7 separate regions of the Homo sapiens genome follow, and all the other regions are linked to region 6. A link is a contact called in ENCODE Hi-C or POLR2A ChIA-PET data. All regions are on one chromosome and are shown on one strand. The core of a region is the stretch at or near the end of the contact, and the rest is flanking DNA. Distances in the headings are between cores, read along the strand shown. Region 1 holds the start of COQ10B (coenzyme Q10B). Region 2 holds the start of PGAP1 (post-GPI attachment to proteins inositol deacylase 1). Region 3 holds the start of SF3B1 (splicing factor 3b subunit 1). Region 4 holds the start of ANKRD44 (ankyrin repeat domain 44). Region 5 has its middle 240 kb from the start of LINC01821. Region 6 holds the start of SLC39A10 (solute carrier family 39 member 10). Region 7 overlaps ANKRD44 (ankyrin repeat domain 44).

Evidence for each region. Hi-C counts contacts between places; a loop is a spot of excess contacts on that map. ChIA-PET counts read pairs that join two places held with the same protein, here RNA polymerase II (POLR2A). Pooled maps may share reads with other maps.
Region 1: a map of CD4-positive, alpha-beta memory T cell shows a loop between it and region 6 (9-fold over the local background). The contact joins the promoter of COQ10B here to the promoter of SLC39A10 in region 6. A Hi-C loop is called at or near these places in 1 of 168 maps with a recorded cell type or tissue (CD4-positive, alpha-beta memory T cell), 1 of 37 single-sample maps with no recorded cell type and 11 of 50 pooled maps. POLR2A ChIA-PET finds 5 or more read pairs at or near these places in 2 of 52 experiments (AG04450 and activated CD8-positive, alpha-beta memory T cell).
Region 2: a pooled map shows a loop between it and region 6 (5-fold over the local background). The contact joins the promoter of PGAP1 here to the promoter of SLC39A10 in region 6. A Hi-C loop is called at or near these places in 1 of 37 single-sample maps with no recorded cell type and 12 of 50 pooled maps. POLR2A ChIA-PET finds 5 or more read pairs at or near these places in 1 of 52 experiments (GM12878).
Region 3: a loop to region 6 is called in a map of CD8-positive, alpha-beta T cell, with 6 times the contacts of the local background. The contact joins the promoter of SF3B1 here to the promoter of SLC39A10 in region 6. A Hi-C loop is called at or near these places in 2 of 168 maps with a recorded cell type or tissue (CD8-positive, alpha-beta T cell and OCI-LY7) and 15 of 50 pooled maps.
Region 4: a loop to region 6 is called in a map of natural killer cell, with 11 times the contacts of the local background. The contact joins the promoter of ANKRD44 here to the promoter of SLC39A10 in region 6. A Hi-C loop is called at or near these places in 1 of 168 maps with a recorded cell type or tissue (natural killer cell) and 10 of 50 pooled maps. POLR2A ChIA-PET finds 5 or more read pairs at or near these places in 1 of 52 experiments (B cell).
Region 5: a loop to region 6 is called in a pooled map, with 4 times the contacts of the local background. The contact joins the enhancer-like site here to the promoter of SLC39A10 in region 6. A Hi-C loop is called at or near these places in 1 of 168 maps with a recorded cell type or tissue (OCI-LY7), 2 of 37 single-sample maps with no recorded cell type and 4 of 50 pooled maps. POLR2A ChIA-PET finds 5 or more read pairs at or near these places in 1 of 52 experiments (T-cell).
Region 7: a map with no recorded cell type shows a loop between it and region 6 (4-fold over the local background). The contact joins the enhancer-like site here to the promoter of SLC39A10 in region 6. A Hi-C loop is called at or near these places in 1 of 37 single-sample maps with no recorded cell type and 2 of 50 pooled maps. POLR2A ChIA-PET finds 5 or more read pairs at or near these places in 1 of 52 experiments (H1).

The regions. Positions count from the first base shown.
Region 1 is chr2:197,452,204-197,454,903 of GRCh38, forward strand. COQ10B (coenzyme Q10B) reads left to right here and starts at 1,349. Exons shown (of 5, transcript NM_025147.5): 1 at 1,349-1,461. The coding sequence starts at 1,358. RefSeq lists enhancers at 752-801, 882-951, 1,011-1,627, 1,072-1,551, 1,572-1,621 and 1 more.
Region 2 is chr2:196,925,401-196,928,116 of GRCh38, forward strand. PGAP1 (post-GPI attachment to proteins inositol deacylase 1) reads right to left here and starts at 1,307. Exons shown (of 27, transcript NM_024989.4): 1 at 1,070-1,307. The coding sequence starts at 1,216. RefSeq lists a silencer at 1,256-1,505.
Region 3 is chr2:197,433,660-197,436,359 of GRCh38, forward strand. SF3B1 (splicing factor 3b subunit 1) reads right to left here and starts at 1,369. Exons shown (of 25, transcript NM_012433.4): 1 at 1,313-1,369. The coding sequence starts at 1,340. RefSeq lists enhancers at 706-1,252, 997-2,196, 1,438-1,747, 1,768-1,817.
Region 4 is chr2:197,309,445-197,312,144 of GRCh38, forward strand. ANKRD44 (ankyrin repeat domain 44) reads right to left here and starts at 1,336. Exons shown (of 28, transcript NM_001195144.2): 1 at 1,134-1,336. The coding sequence starts at 1,160. It overlaps ANKRD44-DT (ANKRD44 divergent transcript), which reads left to right and starts at 1,622. Exons shown (of 4, transcript XR_923750.3): 1 at 1,622-2,700. RefSeq lists an enhancer at 187-688 and silencers at 812-1,191, 1,242-1,561, 1,572-1,651.
Region 5 is chr2:194,103,398-194,106,097 of GRCh38, forward strand. No RefSeq gene overlaps it. Among named protein-coding and RNA genes, the nearest start is that of LINC01821, 240 kb to the right of the region's middle. Within about 2 kb of position 1,419, at least 3 of the 41 ENCODE cell types and tissues checked have a DNase peak (open chromatin) inside an H3K27ac peak, as active enhancers do; they include OCI-LY7, where a contact is called at or near this core.
Region 6 is chr2:195,655,850-195,658,549 of GRCh38, forward strand. SLC39A10 (solute carrier family 39 member 10) reads left to right here and starts at 1,377. Exons shown (of 10, transcript NM_020342.3): 1 at 1,377-1,432. RefSeq lists silencers at 1,646-1,695, 1,726-1,845, 2,046-2,145.
Region 7 is chr2:197,211,468-197,214,167 of GRCh38, forward strand. All of the region lies in intron 1 of ANKRD44 (ankyrin repeat domain 44), which reads right to left. Among named protein-coding and RNA genes, the nearest start is that of ANKRD44-AS1, 15 kb to the left of the region's middle. RefSeq lists an enhancer at 1,325-1,564. Within about 2 kb of position 1,329, at least 9 of the 41 ENCODE cell types and tissues checked have a DNase peak (open chromatin) inside an H3K27ac peak, as active enhancers do.

The sequences.
Region 1 (2,700 bases), core at 99-2,598, 1.8 Mb after region 6:
CTGGGACTACAGGCGCCCGCCACCTCGCCCGGCTAATTTTTTGTATTTTTAGTAGAGACGGGGTTTCACCGTGTTAGCCAGGATGGTCTCGATCTCCTGACCTCGTGATCCGCCCGCCTCGGCCTCCCAAAGTGCTGGGATTACAGGCGTGAGCCACCGCGCCCGGCCCATTTTCTCCCAAGTAATCAGAGTTCACTTCCTCACTTCATTTTAGGCCTTTGTTCAGTGTCATCCTCTTAGAGCCCCTCCTAACCACCCTATATAAAACAGCACCCTACCATATTCCTCCCTCTTCATCTCCTTACCCTGCTGTACTGTTTAGTCTATGGGACATATAACAAGCTGCCATTGCACTATATACTAATTGGTTTCTTTCCCCCACTAGGATATAAGCTCTGTGACAGTGAAGACTTTTGCTCACTTCTCCAGCATCTAGTAGGTGCCACACAAATATCTGACTACATTTAATCAACAATCTCATTTACACCCAAACTATATTAAATAGGTAGTATTGTCATCCTCACTTTACAGTTTGCAGGAAAACTATTGGTGCACAAACCTTAAGTAAAGACCTGAAAACAAACTGAGGGAACAAGAAGTCTGGACTTGATGACTGATCACCAAAACAAGTAAATCAAAGCGAAGTCGTCTGATTAGTATGGAATAAGGGAAACCCAAATCATACGAGAACACCAATTAAAATGTGGGACACGCAGGAAGAAGGCAGACGGAACTGCTGCTGGATAACTGAGTCTTTCCTAATGACAGGACCTTATGTTGCCCTCACAATTACCCCGTGAGATAGGCAAGGCAGGCATTGTATTAGACAATCATTAACAAGCAGGACGCTGACAGCCAGGCTTCGCAGCCAGGAGTGGTGGCCTGTCTGGCTCCGCACTCACGGGTTCGGACAGTTACAGAATTAACACTCAAGCCCTGGGGCTTCCCGCAGCCCCCGGGGGGGTGGGGCTCACTGACTAGCCTCCCGGAAGCGGACCCCAGGAGAACCAGGCAGTTGGTTAATCCAGGAACAGCTCCTGCGCGGGGCGTGGACTGAGCAGTCACTGAGTATTACGCAAATTGCGCGAGCGCACGGGAAAAGCGATTGGTCGGTCAGGAGAGAGAGGTGTGTCCTGGCGGGCCCGCAGCTCCGATTGGCCGACAGGCTGACGGGAACGTTTACGGTCAGCGTGTGTCAGCGACGTGCAACCCGGAAGGGAAGAAGGGGCGTGTCAGGCTGCGCAGGCGGCCAGTCCATTGGCTGGAAGAGACCGGAGCCGGGCTCCGGGCCCGACCAGAGGAGGGCGGTGCTGCAGGGCTGGTCCGGGAGGTGACGACCGGCTTCGGAGAGTCTATCATGGCAGCTCGGACTGGTCATACGGCCTTGAGAAGGGTAGTCTCGGGATGCCGTCCGAAGTCGGCGACAGCGGCCGGGGCGCAGGCGCCCGTGCGGAATGGCAGGTAATCAACAGCGGGGGCGCTGAGACGAGAGTAGTTTTCGATTTTGGCTGCCGAGTTGGGGGACCGGAAGGATTTGGGGGTGAGGCAGAGCCGGACTCGGTGCATTTCCGTGTCTTTAGAGGAGAAGGCTTTTTTTTGCGTTTGGCATCTGAGGGACTCAAGAGCGGCGCGCATCACCTTGGGCCCAAGGCTGTGTTCGTGGCTCGTTTGCCTCGTGAGAGGCGGTGAATCATCGGCGAAGCGACTTTGGAAGCAATTTGGCCATTGGTGCCTTTGGGCTCTTCCGGTCTCCTCCCCTATGGCTTGTTGCTACTGCTGTTGGAAAGTTTTAACTTTGCGCAGAAGGGTTGCCGGCTGCTGGCTGTATGGGAGTTTGTGTTTGGCGGTGAGCCCCCTTCTCCGGTTCCTTCTACCTGCCAGATGGTCAGATGCGTTTTCCCAATTTCTGAAAGAGTGCTTTGCCCTCGCCATTTAGTGTTTACAAAACTAAATACAGCCAGCATAAGGGACTTGGATTTTTTCACTCTGCTGTAACTTACAGGTCCTGTAACCTTGAAGCATAGTCAGCTTTCGATTTTCCTGGTTGGTTCATTTTTTGGTAGGTGGGGGTGGAGATGGAGGTCGGGACACGGATACCATACTTGTACGACTTAGTTTCCTTTTACTAATAACATTGTAATATTCTTGAAAATTAAAGTTAGTGTGTTTAAAATGAATTCAGGTGTACAAAATACGAGGTGGGGAGAGAAAACACAAATCTAGTTGAGCCCCAGGACATTTAGATTAAATGAAGATCCGACCCTACTGGAAACAAGGAAATAATTTTTTTAAAAAAAGATTCAATGAAGAATTTTTAAAAACACCAACAACCTTACCAAATCCAAATCCCTTTAGACAAATGTTGGATGAGACAAACAAAATCATAAAATTACTCCTGCTTTAGGAAATAACCTCAAAAAGTAGTTTCAAGCAGAATAACGCCATCATACTTGAGATCTGTTTGTATTACTCTTATAAAATGTTGTCTTGCAAATAACACTTACTTTTGAGAAAAATACAGTTGCTTTAATGATCAAATTGAGGCTTCAGTTCCAAGATAAATACTGTTTATGATAATGAGGGCGGCAGTTTGCGTTCATTTCCAATGTTAAGCATCAGATTCTGACCTTTATTATACTTAAGTATATGAGAGAGTGGTACTGGAAGACGAGTGACAAAAAAGCTGTTCTCCATGTGGTC
Region 2 (2,716 bases), core at 57-2,556, 1.3 Mb after region 6:
TATTTTATCAATATATGTTATAGTGCATATACATTTTATGGTAGGGAATTATTACAATAGGTAGTCCATAATTAAGAGATGCACTTAGAAATAAAAGAATCATTCGGAAAAATTCTCTTAGGACAGTTGTGTAATTTGTCTGCGCCTCTTTTTACAGCTAGTCATGAATGAAATTCTAGATCCTACTATGCCGAACTAACGAAGCCATTGATTGAAAACATTCAAAATGGCATGGAAGCGGTAGGGGTGGAGAGAGAAGGGTTGGCTCTCTCTTAAACTCCGAACCCAGCGAGAAAACAAAAATAGCACCATGAAATAGATTTTGTATGCAACTATTAAGAGGCTCGGCTGCTGAGAGACATGCATAAACACAGGTATGCACACACACAGGCAAGCCCACACACGCACGGCCCCTTAACCTGCAAAATAAGAGGATCTGCAACATCTTTCCAAGAGGGGATCTAGTTTCCAATTCAATGACTCGCCAGTTTACCCATAGGCAAAACCCTGGAGTCTCTAAAAACAGCCTTGGGAACTATCTAGCCAATATACACTCTGCAGACGCTCGGTCCCTTTCTAGAAATGCGAAATCTGACGAGCAGATCACCGGGCGCGAGGGGAATTTAGGCGCGTGGGAAGCAAAGGAAGGTCCTGGGGCACGGGTTAAGGCAAGAACGCGAGAGGGATGGAGCTTCGGTTTAGGGAGAAGGGTTGAGGCTGCCTCTCTGGGCATGAGGGGGGCTGGGCCCGGCCAGTCAGAAGAGCTTGTGCCCAGGATTTGGGGCTGGGGAGGAGGCGGAGGGACAGCGGAGTAACTACGAGGACGACCACGAGGATGCTCTCGGGAAATCGTCTAACAAACACCCCACCGTGAAGAAGGGACACAAAGGGGAGGTGAGGGGGGCAGAAGGGGGATGCAGAGTCTCCCCGGGCGGAGAAAACAGAGGCGAGGACGGGACAGGGGGCCCGAGAGGCGCAGAGAGCCAAGGCAGGACGAACCCACAGAAGGAAAAAGGCACCAGGGGCCAGAGTCTTGGAGCGCCCGGCTGAGGAGAGGGCAGAACCTTACCTGATACTCCGGGTACTCAAACATGTAGCTCATACTGCACTTATTCTCCTCGAAGCCGAAGAAGACATCCCACAGCCCCAGGGTTGCCAGAAAGACCATGAAGACATAAAACGCCAGGTTCCAGAGATTAACTGAGTGAAGAAACATGGTGCCGCCACCACCGCCGCCGCCGCCGCCGCCCCCTCTACCTCCTTCTCCGCCGCGGGGCCCCAAGCCCGGACTGAGCGTGCTAGACACTGTCCGACCGCCACCCCCGGAGCCGAGCCCCAGCCGCGCGCGCCTGCGCTGATGCCCGGCCTGCCCGTTCGCCAGCCGCGCAGTGCGCCTGCGCGCACCAGGTCCGCGGCGCCTCTGGCCTGGCGACTCCCAGAGCCGAGGGAGGAGTAGGTGTTGCAGCGCGAGCGCGGATCTACGGGAAAGAGAAAGAGGGAGAAAGCAGGGTGGGCTGGGCTGGAGGGTGAGGGGAAAGAAGGGAAGTGGGGAGAGAAAGACGCGAGGAGTGGCTGGCGGGAGGGAAAGAAGAGAGAGAGAGGAAGCATCCAGAGGGGGATGGGCGGAGCGCGGGAGCCCTGGAGACGAGCCGGGGGATTGGGCAGGAGGCGGGTGTCAGATGGGTGAATCTGGGGAGGGGACTAGAGCCCAGAGTCCAGAGGCGATTAAGGACCGAGAGCGGACCGAGAGAGGGGAGGAGGACTTAAAAGCCCAGGGGTCATCAGCTGTCACCTCGCAAACGCCTCTCCCTGCGGCAGTTTAAAAACGCTTCCCGTTCAATTTTGAAAAGACTCAGGCCTCCGCAATTTCGGTTTTCCCAACGGTAGTAGAGCACACTCACAGCTCTCTGGAGCAGTTAGCTTGAAGAGGGAACAAATGGCTTTATTTTCCCTCTTCTACCGCCTACTTGGGCCCAGTAGGTAACAGCGCTTAAAAGCACCGGCTCATTAAAAAAAAAAAAAAAAAAAAAAAAAAAAACACCCGCAAGCCGACGAGATTCTGCTCTTGGTATCAGATGAAAGCCTGAATCACAAAAAGCATCGTTAGTCCTTAAAATATGTTACCAAAATATCTATTAGCACTGACGTCCCCAACAGGTATCTGCGTAATCAGTTTGACGCTGACTCGCCTTGCTCTCCAGAACCTCCATCTCTTGGGGAATGGGTTCCACGTTAACTGGAGGAGGCAATTTCGTCCAGCTTCCATTCAAACTCGCAAATGACTTAATTCGTTTTGAAGAATTTCGGTTCTGTTTTGTACAAAGGAGGAGTTTTTAAAAAAAGCTCGAAATCAATCACTTGTAGCAGCTTCAAAACACTAGAATGTTAGGAAAAAGACATCACTCTTTAAAGCTGACTCAACAGTAGACGGTGTGTGTGTGCGTGTGTGTGTAGTAACCACAGGATTCTTAGAATGGTCTTTGGCACTAAATGAATTTCATTGAACTTGGGCTGATTTTCTGGTATATTTTCTGTGCAGAGGAAGTTTGGCTACAATACATAAAATCAAAGAATTTTAAAACCAAAAGGAAGCTTATAGTTTATCTTGTACAACACCCTGATGTTCAGATTACGAAACTATGAAGAAGAAGTGGAGTGATCCTGAAAATCAAGATAGTCTTTACCCTGCACAGAAACAGTTGCAAGTCTAAACAAA
Region 3 (2,700 bases), core at 119-2,618, 1.8 Mb after region 6:
TTCAGGTCCTCTGGGTGACCCAACTATTCAAAGCCATTCACATTCTGGTCCTAATCCAACCTTTCCAGATTCATTTATTTCTTCTCTACTTGCACCCTCTGTTCCTGCTACAGTGGACTACTACTCAAACACACCTTTCACGATTCAATACCTTGTTACAAGATGTTCTCAGGCTCAGATGTCCTTCCCGATTTAAAACTGACTGATCCTTTTAAAACACGGTCATGTAACCTCCTCAGTGAAACAACCCTAAACATAATCATTCCGTTACCCAGGTTCCCAGAACATGCTGCTTTTTCTTCTACTTAAGCATGCATCTGGCCTCATGAGAGAATGAGAACATACACATCTGTTTCTCCTATCAGACTGTAAAATTTTGGATGGCCTCAGTCTCTTACCTCTCACAGACTAATACCGAGCCAAATACCCAGAAAGAACATATGAAACAAAAGTGACTTAGAAGTCTCGTTCTCAGTGAAAATCTCGGATTCCAAGTCAGAAATCAAAGAATGCAGTTCCAACTTCTCATGCCTCGTCTTTTCTGAAAAGTGATCCCATTTTCTGTCATCTCTGGATACTTCCTAATGAACTCCAGTCTATTCCCAACGTTTTCCTAATTTGCACACTCTGTATTCCATAAAACGATCAACTAGCTTGAAAGCTTCGGCCATTAATGAAAGTAATTTATGTTTTCCTCTTCCATCTGCTCCTCCAATAACCAGTCTCCAAAGAAAAAGATCAATATTATACTAAAAGTGACTAAGGGAGGGAAAACAACTACCAGATTTTATCCCCAAATCGTTTCGTGCAAGAAAAATAAACAAGTAACTGACGCTTGAAGACACACAAGGGTAGGAGTAACGGAATCTCGGTTTAACCAAATTCGATTCAGTCTGCCGGAAAAGCGGCTGCCGTATTTCAGTGCTTTTCTGACCCTCTTCTGCACAAACTATGGGGACGACAGTGTCGAGAGGCGAGTGAGACCTTCTCCCCACGCCCGCTTCCCCGATCCCTTGCCCACGAATCCTACTGAGGAAGCCGCTTAAACGAGGCCCTCTGGTCAGAGAAGAGAAGCTACTCTGAAGTAGCAGGTCCCAAACACTGAACAAAGCGCCTGTCGGGGGTGTAAGAGGAGGACGCCATTACGCGGGGCAGTGGCCTGCGCCGCTGGCGCGGAGGAGACGACCCTTGGCCCCGAAACGCGGGCTCAGCTCCTACGAAAGAAACCATAGAAAAAGGCAGAATCCTAGGAAAAAAGGCTTTTATTAGGCTAGCAACGAAGAAAACACGTAAGCAGGGAAAGACCGCTTACCTTCGTGAGTCTTGGCGATCTTCGCCATTTTGTCCACTCGAACACACAGACGGAACTGGCGCTCCCAAGAACTTCCGCTCGTCGCCGCCGCCACGGAGAAAAATAGCTGGGGGCTGCACTCTGCGCGTGCGCCAAACGGGAGCGCGCTCCGTCGGGTGACACGTGACAGAACTGCCACCTAGAGGGAACCGCGAGGTGCATTGTGGGTGGGGGAGGAGACACGGTTGGGCCCTGAAGTCGCCTGCGTGGTGACCCAGGAAATCCCCGAGCCGAGCCGTAAGGTCCTTAAGTGAGTAACTTTGCCCTGGAGGAAAGTGGATTCTACGAAGGGAGTTAAGAACAGACACTGAGTCCCAGCAACTCTGGAGGCTGAGGCGGGAGCATCGCTTGAGCCCAGGAGTTCGAGGCAGCCGTGAGCCGTAATCGTGTCGCGCCACTGTACTCAAGCCTCCAGACCGGGCGACAGAGCAAGACCCCGAGACCCCTCCCATTAAAAAAAAATGAACACTGTACGAAACGCTGCGGTTTCAGAGCTGGAAGAGACCTCAGACATTCAATCCCTTTTCCCAAAATTCACTGGAAGAGCTCGAGGAAAACTTTCCCTTGCAGCTGTCTCAGTCTTTACAGTGCTTAGTTACGAAGACAGTCTTAACAGTCCCATCTTTCGCCCTGTAATTCAAGGTCATTTTTCATTCTTTCTGTTTAATAATTGCAAATAATTTGGGTAGGAATTTCGTTGAGCCTCACAAATCGTTGCTGAGTTGCACAGTGACAATCTTGCCACCCTTTTAAAGCCTTTTACTTTATGGGTTCCTAGAAAACCACTCATCGTCATTATTAACATTCATTAGATGTTTCTCTTAAATCCTAGACGGTATTCCTAAATCAGGAATTTTAATAGATCAGAATACGGCAGTCTGTTTTCCTGGGCATCAATTATAATATAACCTTGTACTGTCACACTGGTCTTTGACTTCGACGATGAAAAAGAAAGAAAGGCTCAGAAAGATGGGTCCCGGAAGCAGCCGAGGAAAACAGGTAGTTATCAAGGTTAGAGCCATCACAAAGAGAGGAGTACCTCGCTATGTGATAAACCTGCAACCCAAATACTAACCATACCATGGGTCAGTATGGTCGTTTGAAGGGAGGGAAATGGTATGGGTGTATTCCTCTTGCAGGAAGACCCCATATCTACTTTGGGTAAAGTGAGGAGCCATTTTCCTGAGGCTAGCGGTAGGTGGGAGATATATGGACAATGGCACTGGACTGAGAGCTTAGATAACCTGTCCCTGGTGACTCCTGACCTGCAGCCTTGCTCCCTCTTTCCCTCTCACCAGACTCCCTCCCTTCTTCAGATCAGGTGACACAAACGATTTTTTTTCTGTTTT
Region 4 (2,700 bases), core at 86-2,585, 1.7 Mb after region 6:
GAGAACAAATCATTGCAAATCATTGTGGTGACGGACTGCACTTCAGTTGCAAGATGTTCTGGCTGGATACTAACTGGAGAACGCAAGGCAGCAGATGCAACCCATGGACAAGTTTGAGGTATTTAATACCAAGGGCTGGCAAGTCTGACCCTGTAGTCAAAGTCAAGATTGCCTCTCTGCCTACCAGGACCCCAAAACAAAGTTCCTTTCACTACCCACGAATAAACGGGGGTGGGGGTAGCAAGCCGTTTCCTTTTTTCGTGGAAAGAGCTGCAAAGAGTTTTGTCATGCAACTTGGTTTGGTGCCTGTTAGTGTCAATGTAAGAGCAGCAGAGTCCGCGAAGGTGGCTGTTACCATTCCACAGACCTGCGGCGAGGACTGTCAATCCGATTCAGCAAATAACCCCACCTCTCCAAGCCAGGACTCCAGAGCTGCCCTGTGTGGTGTCTCAGCAAGGAAAGCCAACAAAGCTGGTAGACACAGGCAGACCGTAGCCCACCGCCTGTGAGTGGAGGCTCCGAGCCGACTTCACCTCCTCCTCAGAGGGACCGGCCCGATCCGAAAGGGCGGTCTCCAGGGGTCCCCATCCCGCACCACGCACACAGCCTGGCGCAACTAAAGAGGAAGTCGGATGTCACATCCAACGGATAAATAAAGACAGCCCGGCCACACAAGAGCCGCATTCTGGGCAGGACTCCTGCTAGGTTTGGGGAGGGGTCCCAGTCTGCGATCCTTTCTCCCTCTTCGTGCAGCGTCCTCCTCCCCGGGGCCCGGGCCGGCGGCGCCCACGCAACGCGGCGCGGTGCGAGTCCCGAGAGCACCTCGAGCCCCCGGCCCCCTCCCCAGCCCCGCCGGGCCCGCGGCCGCCGCACTCCCGCACGCCGGCTGCCCAGCGCCCACGGGCCCTGCCCCAGACTCGGGCGCGCAGTTCCGACGGCCCAGGGCGGGGACGGCGCGGCGGAGGGGAGCTGCCGCCGCGGGCTCTCGGAGGCACCGGCGGCCGCACACAGTCCTCCCCTTCGCCGCGAGTAAACAGCTCGCGGGCGCGCTCCAGCCGCGCCCCCATCCCCCCGCCGGGCTCCGCGCCGCCCCGCGCCCGCGCGTCCCGCCCGCCGGCGCCGCCGCCCGCTACCTGGTCGGTGAGTTTGAGCACTGCCATTCTTCCGCTCCTTCGCGCGCACACACATGCAGGTCCCCGGCCCGCAGATGTCACGCCGGGAGCCGGGGAAGCGGAAGGGATTGCCAGGAGAAGGGAAAAAATCTGGCTCCCGAATTTGACAGCCCTCCCCCTGCTCCTCCTCCGCCGCCGCCTCCTCCCGCCGAGAGGCTGACACTGGCTAGTGGGGTTTGCAGCCGAGCCCGCCCGCCTTTCCACAGGAAGTACCGGCTGCTGCCAGCCGGGCCGCCACTGACATCACCGCGCGCTGGCTCGCTCGCCGCCCGCCGCCTGGGCCGACGCTGCCTCCTGCCGCCCGCAGCCGAGCCGCGCAGCCCGGCCCCCGGCGCTGCCCCCGCGCCCGCACCGGGCCGCCGCCTGCCTTCCGCACCTGCACGCGGCGCCCGGCCGGGCCGGCCCCGGGCCCTGGGCGGATCGCGGGCCTCCCTGACGGGTCTCACACATATGGGTGGGGAAGCCCGCGGGGACACACCCCGAGGGGGCAGGAAAGGCTCTCACTCACATGCCGTCCACTTTAACCGGGGAGATGGGGTTACGCCCCCTTCCCCTAACCCAGAATCAGGTGGTGGCAGCGCCCCGAAGATCCCAGGGACCGCAATTATGATGCTCCCTTTGTTTAATGCCAGGAGGCAGCGGACACATTGTGATTCTTTACAGGGTGTTTGCCAAACATTTATGGGTGGAGGGAACAGAAGCTCTGGCCCTTCCACCTTGTTCTCCAGCCACTTTCCAGCTAAACACACACACACATATGCACACACACATACTATTGTTAAATTCAAACACCCTGGGTTTGGTTTTTGCTGGTGGGGGTGGAGTGGAGTTCCTGGAGAAGCAAAGCAGTCCTAAATCACCGAGTTGATGGGTCTTTTGGGTGTTCCCACCAGTCCTTACTGATCTCTACAAAATCCCAAGTTACCAAGCTCTTCAACAAATAGAAGACAGCTGTCAAACACCATGGGCTACAGATACAACGGGCATATTCGTAAGCATAGTAGCTGTTGATAGTTCTGGAATTTGGAGCAAACACTTATTCATTGAACAGCTATGTACTGAGTCCCTACCTTGTCAGGCACTGGCTAGGCACGGGAATAAACGGAGAGCATAAATAAGATAACCTGCTCTCAGAAGATGCCAACATAAACCGCATAGTCTCTGCTAATGAATGTAATTACAAACTGAGATAAGGGATCTCAAGGGAAAACATGCTTCTGAAGTGAACCCACAACAAAGGAATCAGACCAGACTGGTGGGTGAGGGCAGGCTTCCCTGAGAAAGTGACAGGAGTTGAGATCTGGAGAAGGGAGAATTAAGTAAGCAAGTGGAGAGGAAGTGCTCCCAGGCAGCCCCATGTGCCCCTGGCAGGCCATAGAGCAAACCTGTAGGGCAGCATTGAACAGCTTTGAAGAGCAAACTAGAGCTACAGAATTCTTTGGTCAAGACCAAACATCTGCCTCTACTGTATATTCACAAACCAAATGTCCATTCTTCCTCCCTACTCTTAGAACCTCCCCCAAAGATT
Region 5 (2,700 bases), core at 169-2,668, 1.6 Mb before region 6:
AGCTGGCTACAGAAAAAAGAGAGTGTTCTTAAGCTTGTGAGATAAAGAGACAATATTGTCTTTATCTTAGAACAATTCCCAACTTTATAGACAAGTAACGTGGGACCTTTAGCAACTAGAGGTTGTCTTAGATTCTAAGACCTCACCCCACTTGGGGCTTGGTCATAAGCACAGAAATGGAAACTAGGATTTTAACAAATTTCACAGTGGTTTCAAGACTGTGGTCTTAGTTTCTGTGAGATAGGCCACTGGCCCATAGATTCCCTGCTGGAACCAATGCGATCATGGAAAGGGTCATGCCTAATCACTGCAGCATGTTCTTGCCCAACTCTTATGCGCCCCACCAACCACTCAGCTAAGAAAATAGAAATTAAACAACCCAAATATTCAAGCTCCAAAGCAGTGACTTATTACCAGGGGTGCAGCAGAACAAGCAGAGGGTAGTAGCACTAACCACCTGTAGCATCCCAGGAACAAGGACCATATTGATCTCAAGATGGCACTGACAGTTTTGGCATCCTCTCTGAGGGTGCAGATGGCTGGCTGAAGTTGTGCTGGGAGGGACAGTTCTGAATTTATGATCAGGCTTTTCTTGGGCCTTTAAATCCAGTAGCTTGTTTGAAGAAGAATGCAAAGACTTGAATGGGGTCTCATAGCATCATTTGAACAAGAAGGATGTGATTGTGGCATCATGTATTTATAGCCTTTCCACCCTCCCCGCCTCAGAAATGGCTTTCATTCCACTTACCACTGAGGGCAGGGCGGGTTTGCTACATCAGAACCAGGGACCCACATTTGACAGATGTTTTTAAATATAGACCTAACTCACTTTAAGTGAACTGTTTTGGATCAACTATTGCTCTATATTGCTTTCCTAACACCAAACAAAAGCTGAAGACTGATAATGAACTTTTTAAAATCAATTTTCTTAACTCAATGTATTAAAAACTAAATATTTCTAAATTTCTCATGATCACACTTGCTTGAGGCTGCTACAGCTTTGTTGCTTTGAAGTATGCCTGGCCTGAATTCTAAGTAATGACTCCACAAGACAGATTGCTTCATCTGGCATATTTTCATCTATATTTGGAGTTGATTTCTTACATGGATGATGTAAGAGTTACATAAAATAATGTACATAAAGTGCTTAGCACAATGACCTGCATATAGTAAATGGTCATTACATGTTTCATAAATGATAATTGAAAGAGATTATTTAGGAAATATCTCTGGACATGCATTGATATAAATTTTAATATGTTTGTACAGAAAAAGCCTACACCTGGTACTTTCACTCTAAAAAGTTCTCTCTGCAAGCTGAAGAAAGTAGTTACCAGTTTTTGCTGTAGATAGCTGGCAATCCTGAGAGTGTATTTGGTCAAATGTGGTGCCTGATGTCTGTGCCCTCTGTGAGTGAAGGCACACTGAAGAGCATTTTTCACTTCTCTAAACCTCAGAAAGTCCTGACTGGGCTGTCAAAATGGTCTTTAATAAAAGGGGAAGTGGCAGGATTGTGTATATGTAGCCTAATAGAGCATTTTATCTTACAGCACTCAAAGTGTTTCACAATAAATCCTTTCTCATCATGTAACAACAAACCTATGTAGTTCCCTGTAGTTCAACAAAAAGAAGCCAAATAACAGGCTTCATTTTTAAAAGTATAGGTTGTATCTGGTAGGATTTTCAGCCTATAGGAAACTCATGTTTGATTTGTTGAGTCAGACTTGCTTGGAAATATTTTGAGATTTTCTCACAGAGTTATCTGAATAAATTATCTCTTATTAATGCCATTGACTTTAGGACAAAACAACTTTATATACTGTTAAAACTTTACACAATACACATAATTGGCATATGCTCTCTAAAAGTTTTATTCCTAGAGCTAAGATTTACAAAACTACAACCTTGGTTAGAAGCAAACTTGTTTTGTTTTGTTTTAGACCGTGGGCAATATAACTATTTGGGGTACATTAATTATAAATATTTAATAGTAAAAGATAAATTATGAGATAACAGACAAGTAACCTAAAAGGGCAAAGCTAAGATTAAGAGGTAAAAATTTTTATTTTCTCATTGAAAAACAAGAAATGCAAAGGAGTCTACATGCTAGGACAAAAAAAGGTTTATCTGCTTCTCTTTCATTTCCTCCTACTTTTTGTTTCTATCCATATTTAAAAACACTAAAAATAAAGGTAAGGAGTTTCACTTTTAGAATTATCTAGCTACTAGCACCAATAATACTAACCTAGAGCTGGGAACAGTGGTTCATGCCCATAATCCCAATGCTTTGGCGGGCCAAGGCAGGAGGATTGCTTGAGCCCAGGAATTTGAGGCTACAGTGAGCTATGACCATACCACTTCCAGCCTGGGTGAAAGAGTGAGACCCTGTCTCTAAAAAAAAAATTAAAAATATATTAGTCTAATATATTCCCTTTAATTATGCACTTCATGTAAGATACTATTTTTCAACTGAAAACTGGAGGTCCTATAAAAAATATTTACCTGTCAAAAATGTCAGGCACACCTATCACAGTCAGAATTTGGTTAGATAGCCAGCAGCCAGTTGTACATTTAGCAGCTAGTATTTTGCTTTTGTCTCTAATTTTCATTGGTATTATCATGTATCTGATATGATGTCCTTACCTTTTTCTCTGGCTATATTTTCACTTGTTTTCACACAACCTTCTCAAGCCTCTCTAG
Region 6 (2,700 bases), core at 127-2,626:
TTTTGGATGTTTTTTGTAGAGATACAAAACAAAAAATAACCTTCTTTCATGAAGGTATAATATGCAGGTTAGCGGGACTACCTAGCCGTCCATACTGAATGGGTTTGGAAATCCCAACTCTTTTCTCTACCTGCTCTGTGATACCAGGCAAGTTAAAGTCTTGTGTGCCTCAGTTTCCTACCTCACCGTGTTATGGTGATTAAATTAATATATATGTGGAGTACTTGACACACAGTCAAGCCTGCGATTACTGCTGTTCATGGTTTTATTTTCTCTACTAGACACCAGTAAGGCACCCCCAGAACTCGCTGTGTTAAGTAGATTCTGGTTGGATATAGAAACACAGGCACCCCAGGCGGAATGCAGATACGCCTCAACATGTGGATTAAGTAAGAGCCAGGAAGCAGAGTAATGAAGCAAAAATAAGACGTCCAGAGTCACCTTTTAAGAAAATGTGGGTTGGTGGTTGCTTAAGAGGGGAGGAGACAATTTAGATGGGATGTATGGCGTGAGCAAAGGGCAAGAATGAGCACGGTGTAGGCACAAGTCCATGGAACTGCTTGGCTGGATCGGGATTTTTTTGTCATAGAGTGTTAAGAAATAGTCGATCAGTTGAGGAGTAGAGGAGTGAAGACCTTGGAAAGTTGCCAAAAGCCTCGAGAATTTCTCTACATGTGTGACATGTTCTCAGGACTCAACTTTTTCTTTTAGGTTTGGAAGACCCGCAGTAAGTGTGCTTTAGAATTAAATGGGTGGGAAGGGGAGCTAGGCAAAACACCTCGCACTTAGCACTAAATAAAGTTCGCTGTTGCCCTAAGAGACTGAAAAGGTTACTTTAACAAAGGGGGCGGGGTTAACTTAACGTAGATGTTTAACTCGTATACAGATGAACATTCCAGTTGATCACTCTGAAGCTTTTTGGCTAAAGCGTTTGGGTTTAGAGCTTCCATTACTCATTCGCCTTGCCCAAGGCCTCAGCAACCGACGTTCGAAAGCCAGGAGAAAAGGCGAATGATAAAGGGCGCTCCACGCATGCGTTAAGAAGCCGCCCCAACTCCCCCGCGGCGTTCTTTCTTGGAACAAAACTAGCGCGGAGCCACGGAACTCCGCAGTTTGCGTAGACTTGAATTTCCTATTCCTCGGACGATCCATGTGGAATCCGTGAGTAGTGCGACTCCTTTACGCAACTGGCGTTATCCGAAGTGAATAGCTAGGTGGCGCGTGTACGCCCATAGCGTAGCACCCATAGGCGGACGGGGTGCGGCTGCGCAGGGAGCTGAGTGGACCTTGTACGCCGCAAGCGTAGCAGGGTGTCAGACGCGCCGGTTTCTGCGACGCAGTTAGCGCAGTCTGCTTTGGTGAATACACGATTTGGTGCAGCCGGGGTTTGGTACCGAGCGGAGAGGAGATGCACACGGCACTCGAGTGTGAGGTAACTATAAAACCCCGATTTGTTTACATTCCCTCCCCCAGAACCGGCCCCGTGCGCGGCGGAGACTGCGAGTCCCGGGACGGCGTGGGGGTAGAAAGGGAGAACAGAACCGGGGAGTCGGGGCTGGTTCCCTCGGGGATGCGGGCGCTGGGGTTCCCGCAGCTGCTGCAGTCGGCGGCGGCCAGCCGAAGCAGAGCGCGTGGTGGGCAGAGTGTTGGGCGCCGCGGCTCCTCGTGTGCGGTCTGGGCTGCTGCGGGCCGCGGGATCGGGAGCCGGCGGCATCCACTTCGCGTGCGGAGCCTCGCGCCCCCCTCACCTTCCTGTGGAGGTTGGCGGAGCCTCGCGGGCCGCGCCCGGGGTGGGGGAGTGACCGCTGGGCGGGTGGCGGCGGTTAGGGGGCTGCGCGCCGGCCGCGGATGGCGTCGCAGGCGCGGGCGGGCGAGGCTTTGGGGATCTGTAGGCAGGTCTTCGGGGGCTTGGCGACCAGCGCCCCGGTTTTTTCTTCTCCAGTCCTTCTCTCTGGTCTGTAATGGGGCGAGGGGACCCCGGGATGGAGCCTCGGCACCGCTGTTCCGGACCGAGGCTAACGGACGGCGGCGCCTCTGCTCCTACTAGTTTTCTCCCGGACCAACCGAAAAGCCGAGGCGGAGCGCGGGGGTGTGAAGATCTCGGCCTGCTGGGGGTCCCTGGAGCTGAGGGTGAGGGTGGGGCCGGGTCGGTGGGACAGGCCGGGTGGGCCGGAGGTGGCGCGGCCGCACGGCTTTGTTCCGGAAAGCCCTTAGGTGGAGAGCGATGTGGGGCGCGGCAGGGGGATCGCGTAGAGGAACCTTCGCGCACCGCCTCTCCGGGTCTGGGAATCTGCTGAACTCCTTGCCTCTCCTGGGGTCCCTCGAACGCCCCAGCTAAGAAGGGCGGGGGCCTTGCCAGGGCGCGAGCAACATGACGTTCAAGGTCTTCCTGTGGCTTCTGTAAAGAAATGTTCACGTGGGAGCCTGTCCACATGGGCTGTACTAAGGATCTGGCACGAGGAAGAAATATCACTGCAGAACCTGAAGCCCTCCGTTGGAAGGGTCGTTCACTCGAGTACCTATTCTAAGTAACAGTGACACAAAACACATGTTAGAAAAAAACAAAAAGTATGGTAGGTTATACTGTTTTTTAAAAGAAACTTTTATTTATGCCTTTTGCTGTTAAGTCCTCTAATTTTACATTGGAACTGAGTCATTCTTGGAGCAAAACTAGAATAGGTTTGTATTTGTTTTCTTTTT
Region 7 (2,700 bases), core at 79-2,578, 1.6 Mb after region 6:
GAACGTCTTTCCCTACATGTCTGCCTGAAAAATACGTTTTTAACTTAACATTCACATGAATTTTACAGTCTAGTGCTGCCTTAAGATATCCATGTTCATTTCAATGGAAAAATAATGTCTTTAGTTAACTAACTTAAAAAAATTAACCATCTGTGAAATCACGCTAATCCCATGAGTACATTTCTCAGGGGTACCACCTCGAGGGGCACAAGAATCTTGGGCCAAGTCAGGGCCACACCATCCTGCTGCCCCAGGCACCATGAGATGCTCCTTCTTTTCCCAACTTGGAGGTTCCAGGTGTTCATTAGGAGATGCAGCAGGTTATAAACCATAACTCAGAGAAGAGGAATAGTGGGGGGCAGCAAGCAGGAGACGACGCAGCACAAAGAAGCCCCAAGAAAGGTGATCGACAGATCCAGACCAACAGAGCCAAAGGAACACAAGCACCTCGGGACTCCAATCACTTTGCCCTCCTCAGGTTTGTGACCAACACTCCGGTGATGAAGGGCTAGTAATCAACAGTAAGCTCATGCACGGGAATTCCCTTCACTGAGCCTCTCTCTCTCTCTCAGTCTCTCTCTCTCTCACACACACACACACACACACACCCCACAGCACCACTTTGGGGGAAGGAGAGGAGATATTGCAGAGCTAGAGTTTTGGAACTGGAACAAGGAGGGACTTTCTGGTGGATCAAAGTATGCTAGAGATCAGGCAGTACTAGAGCCAAGAGTTTGCAACCAGGCAGATAGGGATCCAGTGGGAGCACACTGGCACCAAACACGAAAGTCATCTGGCCTCTGAAACTGGCTTTTATGAGCCAGTAAGTGTGTGAGCTTAGATCATGGATAATTTTCAAAGAAACCACTTGTATCACACAGTCCCTATTCGAGAACCCAAAATGCTTCTGCACTAAATATTTGAACCCCTATGTATTTAATGGTTATCTAGTCAGTCCATTGTTGCCTAGACAAAGGCAAATTCTCAGGAATCTACCAAGACCATAAGTTTTAGAAGGGCAGGGATTCGGTCACTGTGGTCACCACTATATCCCTAACTGCTAGCACATAGTAGGCCCTCAATAAATCTCTGCTCATGATTCATTCACATTCATTCAAAATAACACATTTGTTCACCCTGCCTCTTCCACTCTCCTTTTATAGGGAGTATTAACCAAAAAGGTTATTGCAGGCTCTCACAGAAGAACTTCTACATGAGTAAAAATTCTGCATCACAGCAACTGCAGTGGTGTCATGTCAGACATGTTTTTGCTCAAAAGAATTCAGTTAACACCCACAAGGAAGGGAGGTGGACACGTACACACACAAACACACACTTCAATCAGGAACTCGGTGATCACATGCCCACGGTGAGAGAGAAAAAAGGAAACACGACCCCACAGCTTCCTCTGCATCTCATTCCAGAAAGCTTTTCACAGTGTGAACATCTCACAGAGCTGACTGGGATTCTAGTGTTTAAAGAAACATATTTTTCATACAAGTTGGCCCCTAAATGCAAGCCAACTTCTTATCTGGTGCTCAAAGAAACAGCAATGCGGCTCCAACTCTGCAGGCCAAAGTGGCTGTGTTGGCCTCCACAAGGGATAGTATACAGGCCTCCATGGTGGCACCTTCCAAAGAGATTTTCAAGAGTAATTTTGACTCTACAAGACTTCTACCTCACACATATAGGGGCTTAGCCACCCAGCGAGCTATGACCCCTCTAACACAGTCTGGTATATCACCCAAACAAGGTTAGCCTGAAGGAAGGAGAAGTTCTCAAAGGAGAGCATTATACATCTTGTTACACAAGCGGTCTATAAAGTAAGTCTGTTTAATGTAGACAATGTTATTTTTGGCATATCATCTTCCAACCAGTTTTCTGGTTTTCAAAATAATATCTACGAGGTGATTACTCCAGAGAGCCCACTTGGAATTTTTCTGATTTTTTTTCTAATTTATTTCAGCACATGTTATTTCAAGATCTCTATGAAACATATTAAACACATTTAACCTTACCTAAAATAAAACCAACTCATTAGATGATATAAAAAACATCTCATTAGCAAAGCACTGATAAATATTTTCTCTCTTCCAGCTAAGCATTGCTCATTATACACTTGAGCACTGTGCAGTCTTATCATGCCACAATTATCAGCCTCATACGCTGAGCCTAAGCATAAAACTATTATTGAGCAAATAATGGAATTGGACCTGTACACTGCTAAGCTCCTGTAGACTGGCTCATACAATCTGGCCGATTTATATAGCCAGTTTGAACCAACTGCACGTTTTCATAAACAGGCAATTCTCACACTTTTAATGATCTGATTTATTAGACCTTCTAAGTAAACAAGCTTAGAACTCTTTCTCTTTTTAAAAAGGTACATACAGCAACTTTAAGATATTATATGTGTATGTATCTTGGCAATACTACAGCACCTTTAAGAGGGTATATGTATCTTTGGGAAGATAGACTGTTTTCTAAAGCATAGTCTAGGTTTCTCTAATGCTATGTGAATTTTAGAATCACTTTAAGGCAATCAAGTCACTTTGGAGACAAAGAAAGAATAAGATGAAGGTAGCAACTGAAAAGCAACCTCAGATAAGCTATAGCTATTTTCATATTCTTTACCCCCATAATTTTTGTGGGAAATTACTATAAGGAAATGATCAGAGATGAGCACAAAGATTTATGTTC